Linked DNA regions of Homo sapiens: region 1 is linked to region 2. A link is an interaction called in ENCODE POLR2A ChIA-PET data of the cell type or tissue named here. Cell type or tissue: Panc1. All regions are shown on one strand. Links, peaks and the distances in the headings refer to the core of each region. The heading gives the core; the rest is flanking DNA.

Region 1 (2,927 bases), core at 166-2,665, 52 kb before region 2:
CTGGGCCTGGCACCTAGTGACGAAGTAAACACACAGGCAGGTAATGCTAACTCCGGCTGTTTGAGTCTTCTGCCAGCGAGGGCAGGGCAGGTGGGGCAAGCGGTGGTGAAGCGGGTTCCGGGGGCTCGGTGAGTCTGAACACTGGCTCGCCTGGAAGGTTGGAGCCACCCTGCCAATCAAGCAGCCGTGCTATTTCGCGCCCTCGACTAGAGGGGCCAGAATTAATTTTAAAAGCTTTTCTTTGTTGATGGGATTAAACACAGAGTGCTAAACTTCCGTAACACCATCCTTTATGAAAGGAAAAAAAAAAGCATTTGTAAACCTATTTACTAATTAAGAGCCCAAACGAGGGGGGAAATGCACGGAGCACCGAGGCCTTTTTTGTTGTTGTTAATTCTTGGTTATCTATATGCTCTTATTGCCTCCCTATTATAGGCTCCTACACTCACAAAGCCTCAAGCTGGGTTCTCTGCTTGTAAAGTCTGCCCAGAGAATGCAAATTATTGGCCAGAGCAAAAGAAAATCAAGAAGAAAAAGTCTGCTAAAAAGCGCCACTTACTGAACATTTCCCTTTGTGTCCTCATCTAATCTGTACAATGACCCAGTGAAGAATTTAGGTTGCACCATTTGAAAATACTTTTTGGAAGTAGAATATGGTTGAAAGTTGGCAAGTTCATAGAATTCAACTTATTTTCATTCCCATTTTACAGATGGGAAAAGTCTCAGAGACAGCAGATGATGTCCCTGTGGTCTCAGGTCGTCCAGTAGGTGGGTGAACTGGGACTTGAAATCAGGTCTGATGTCCAGATCTGCTCCTGACTGCTATGGTACAGTGTCATAAGTGAGTTTTGGCTTCTGGTCTACCTGAAGGCTGCCGTCTTTAGTGAAGTGTGGGCTTAACAGAGTGCAAATACCACTCTACTTTGTGTTTTCAGAAAACAAAGGATGGCCAAGCTCATGGACTCTAGTGATACAAGTTGGATGGATATTGATGAAATGGTCAAAAGAGCCCCACAGTGGATGTGTTATCTTGGGCAAATGGCTAAACCTCTCTCGGTTTCCTCAAGTGTTGGTGTCTCCTTCATAGGGTGTTTGTAAATAAATGAAATAATGAGTATGAAAGCTATTACCCAATGCCTGGCACACAGTGAATGTTTGATAACTGGAAAGAACACTAATTTTTAGATTGAATGGATCCCATTTAGAAAAACAAAATATTTTAGAGTTGCATTTTTTAATGAAAAGAAAAAAGTGGGGGCCGGGCACGGTGGCTCACGCCTGTAATCCCAGCACTTTGGGAAACTGAGGCGGGTGGATCACCTGAGGTCGGGAGTTTGAGACCAGCCTGACCAACATGGAGAAACTCTGTCTCGACTAAAAACACAAAATTAGCCAGGTGTGGTGGTGCATGCCTGTAATCACTGCTACTCGGGAGGCTGAGGCAGGAGAATCGCTTGAACCCAGGAGGCGGAAGTTGCAGTGAGCCGAGATCGTGCCATTGCACTCCAGCCTGGGCAACAAGAGCAACACGCTGTCTCAAAAAAAAAAAAAAAAAAAAAGAAAGAAAGAAAAAAGTAATGGCAAAATTTGGATACAAGATGATACTCGAAAAACAAATAGCTGGGATCATTTAAAAAGTTTGCCATAATAGCTTTTCAGTTATAAGGTAAAACAACAATGATAGCTTCACAGAACAGAGCATATGGGATTCAAAAGGCATTCAGCTTCCTCTAAAGGTTGTGCCTAGATTCAATAACAGGAAATGTGAAACTTTCCCTGTTTCCTTAGACCTCCTTTCCTTGCACTTCATGGAAGCTTTTTTGGTTTTGCTTTTGTTTTAATGGACAGGTAGCCTGGGTTGCAGTGTGAGGGAGACAGACCACAGAGACATGTATGAATAACAGCAAAAAGGAAACAGAGAAGCTACTGGAATTTGATCAACAGTAAACAATGTACTGAGAACACACATTTACAACACATGTATGCTCATCAGTCGTCAGGTCTTCATTAAGTATCTAGCACATTTTGACCCAGAGATAAATGCTTTGGGCATGGGGGGGAGAGAAAGAACTGGTCAAGGTATCCTGAAAAGTCTTTGAGTGAAGTTCTTAGATAATGCCTATTCATTTACCTGCTCCTATATTCATTCATAGTATATTTCTGCTAAACGAGGCAGACATAGAATGAAAAATTGAATTGAATGTGGAATTAGACAATGGGGAAGAGAGATCCAAACTAAACAAGGTCTCGATTCCAATTTCCTATGATGTACAATCTGTTGTCATGGGACAGCAAGACAAAGGGAAATGACTACTGGCATGCGTGTGAGTTTAATGAGGAACATTAGTGGAACATACCTTATCTCTCCTCCCAGTATGGAAAAATCTGTGTAAGAGAAGGAAGTCCTTAAAATAGTATCCTATGACCATCAACCCCACTAAAACAGTGAAATCTGAGGTGGTGAATCTCCTTTTACAAACCAGTTCTGATATATTTCTTGTGGGGGGGGAAAAACTCTTAAGAAAGAGAAAAAGGGAAAGGGTTTCTGTAGTTCCTCTGTATATTTTTAGAAAAATGGCATCACTTTGCAGACTTGAATCTAGAGTCTGAGGGTTATAAGCCACCTTCCTCAGTGTTTCCACTACATCTTTTCAGCCTGGCAGCTCTTCAGATATACGAGTTTCTACCACTCATTGGTCATTTCTTAACTAGAGTGAACAAAATTGTTGGCTTTTTAAGGAAATTGCCTGTCTGGTGGGTAAAGCGTATCTATTTGTAAGGTGTCAAGAAACAGATAATAAAATAGATCCATTTCTGCTAACACAATAATACTCCTTTAATCTGAGCCAGTGCTATGACTCATCTGCCTGTCTCCTCTTGTGGGATGGAAAGGGAGCTGTCTGCAAACCTTCAGCAGTGGGAGGAGG
Region 2 (2,927 bases), core at 328-2,827:
ATATTCATTTTTTAAAATATCAGAAAATATGGTCAAACAAAATAAATAACATTAAAATCACTTATAATCTCTCTCCCAAGATTGTTAACATTTTAATACTGGTGTGTCCATACTTTATGCTCTTTCTCTCTCTGAAAAAATTAATATCAACAATTGCTATTTATGAGCTCTTGCTATGTGCCAGACACTGTTCCAAGTTTTATATCTGTATTTCATTATTGAAACCTCGTAGCAATCTACAAGGTAGTTGCTACTATTATCCCAATTTTCAGACAAGGAAACTGAAGCTCAGAGAAGGCTGGAAACTTACCTAGCATCACTCACATGGTGTTACTCTAACTTTTACATACATAGTGATTTGTTTTTTAACTTTTGATTATGAAAATTTTTCAAATTTATACAAAAATAGAAAGAAAAGAAAAAATGGTGAAGTTTTGTGCAGCCAACAACCCAGCTTCAACAAGCATCAACTTATGGTTGATCTTTTTTTATCCATTCTCCTAACTAGCCCTCATCCCAATTATTCTAAAGCAAATCCCAGACATTATACCACTTCATCTACAACACATGTGCCTACATAGATGAGGCCTGTTTTTAAATGTAACCACAATGCTATTATCACCACCTGTCCAAATGAAAAATTCCCTAAAGTCATCTTTCTACCAGTGTTCAAATCTCCCCAATTGTCTCATCAATGTTTCCCCACAGTTTGTTTGAATCAGGACCACACATGCTCTTTTATGGAGTTGGGGCTGTAATTCATACCCACATTGGTCTTGCCCCAAACCCATGCTCTTTCCAAACACCCAGCTCACATTATGGATGGAAGAATCTGTATGCTTTATATAACAATTGACTTGTTAACATATATGTGTATGCAACCATTTATAAGTTTTAGGTATTGACTTAGGAAGTAAAACCAAGGTATTAATTTGTAATTTTTCTTCACTAAGGAACTAGTAAAAACCATTAGTATAGTCTCTCTAATCTCTGGTGCAAATCTCTTCTTATGACCTGCAGGACTCTTTTTATTTTTTATCGCAAATGAGTTTCTATTCTATTTTTGTCCCACAGTAGATTGTTCTGAGGTTGTTATTTCCTTATATCAGGGTCTTTATTATTATTTTCATTAATCCACACAGTCATCCAACAAATCAATTGAGCATCTATTATTTGCCAGAGAGTGTAATTGACAGATAGGGTCCCTATTCCTGTGGACTTACATTTTATGGGTGAGACAAAAAATAAGTGGACAATAATTAGAATAACTTCAAATTGTGATAAATACCATATGAAAGCAAACCAGGAGTGAATGTAGAAAAATAATGGTGGAAACAACTTTCAAAGGCATTTCAAAATGATCTGCTTTTACTTGCTGGAAGTTCTTTTTAAAAGCAGGCTCCATCATTGGTATTTAAAAGATATTGCATCTTTCAATATGCTTTTTGCTAACTGCTTGCTACTAACTACTTATTACTCCCCAATGGCTTCCCTTTCTTTATTTGTGTCACTGCAGTTTTGCTTCTACAGCTCTTTAATTTGAACACTCAATATTATAACTCCAACATGGCAGTGGTGGGGCCTTCATCCTTGATTTCTTTGGTTAAAAGAGTAACTTCCATATTGAGTCCAAGCAGAATGCAGATCTCCCATGAGGCAAAACATGGTTACCACAATGCTTATTGAGTCATTCCTTTTGGTGATGGTTGTTCAATTTGTGAAAATATTTTTAATTGAGTTGGTACATAGTCATTGAAAAATGCAAACAATATAAAGGTTTATACATGAAATAAAGTCCCTATCAAGCCCCCCTTCTTCCACTCCTCATCCCCAAGTGAAACCCTTAATGGCATTTCAGTGTGCCTTTTCCATCTTCTCCTATGTGTATGAGGTCAGCTAGAATAGATTGTCCAACAGGGCCACCACCAACAGATATGTCTGGATGGAGGGTGTCTGGATGCTAGACTTATTTTGAGAACCTTCTGTGCTGAGTATCCAGAGTCTTCATGGTTATCACACTCCAGGGCACTGTGAGCTTCATTGGTGTTGGCCTACACTGTTAATGTTCTTTGGGAAGTTTGCCTTTTGAGCTGAATACAACTTAGTACAAGCTTAATCCTTGGCAATTTGGGGAGATAAAAATATAATGAAGTGTGTTTATGACCATTTTGTTACTGTAGGACTTCTGGCTATTATCCAGATTGAAATAAACCATGAAAGGAGAGGATCTGACACCAAGTCATCAAGTCTGACAAAACAGGCCATCATTGCAAGGCAATTTTAAAAGAGATGTTCAAATAATATTTCAGCAGGCACTAAAAGTGCTAGAATAATATGAACATGCAAAGGTAAATACATTGAAGAATATTAACAATGTAATTACCGATTATTAAATAAAATGTATTTAATTCACTACTCCCTAAATGCTTTGATCTCATTTTGGGTATATGTGGATTTATACATAATGTTCTGCAACTTTCTGTTTTCACTCAAGAATATCCATATTCAAAACAGTCCTATCTCATTTATTGATAGAAAGCATAGTATCACATAATATGAATATTCTGTACTGTATATAACCATTCCTCTATTGGTAGACATTAAAGATGCCTCTAACTGTGCACTATTATCAATAATGCTGCAAGAAATATCTATGTACAAATATCCTTGAATGTGTGTGTATTCCCAAAGGGTAGATTCCTAAAAGTGAGTTTCTGGGTCAAAGCGTAGATGAAATGTTAATAGACTTGATCAGATTGTATTCTGAAGACATTCAGACAAAGCACAACATATGGGAATGTTCTTTTCAGCTAGAAAAGTCAAAGCAATCTTAAGCAAAAAGAACCAAGCTGGAGGCATCACATTGCCTGACTTCAAATTATACTAGAAGGCTACAGTAACCAAAACAGCATGGTACTGGTACAAAA

The links. Peaks named below come from ENCODE experiments on the same cell type or tissue, not always from the same donor. Only the 100,000 strongest peaks of a DNase experiment are listed, where the experiment ranks them.
Region 1: POLR2A ChIA-PET joins it to region 2 with 12 read pairs; 5 of 35 experiments call an interaction of 5 or more read pairs at or near these places.

What each region holds. Positions count from the first base shown.
Region 1 is chr15:51,095,354-51,098,280 of GRCh38, forward strand. All of the region lies in intron 1 of MIR4713HG (MIR4713 host gene), which reads left to right. It overlaps LOC124903491 (a long non-coding RNA gene), which reads left to right. Exons shown (of 2, transcript XR_007064631.1): 2 at 436-1,129. It also overlaps a transcript of TNFAIP8L3 not described here. Among named protein-coding and RNA genes, the nearest start is that of TNFAIP8L3, 1.9 kb to the left of the region's middle. In Panc1, for the core only: no CTCF peak of the experiment used is centred there; no DNase peak of the experiment used is centred there; H3K27me3 peaks cover 1,673 bases.
Region 2 is chr15:51,147,636-51,150,562 of GRCh38, forward strand. All of the region lies in intron 1 of MIR4713HG (MIR4713 host gene), which reads left to right. Among named protein-coding and RNA genes, the nearest start is that of TNFAIP8L3, 54 kb to the left of the region's middle. In Panc1, for the core only: no CTCF peak of the experiment used is centred there; no DNase peak of the experiment used is centred there.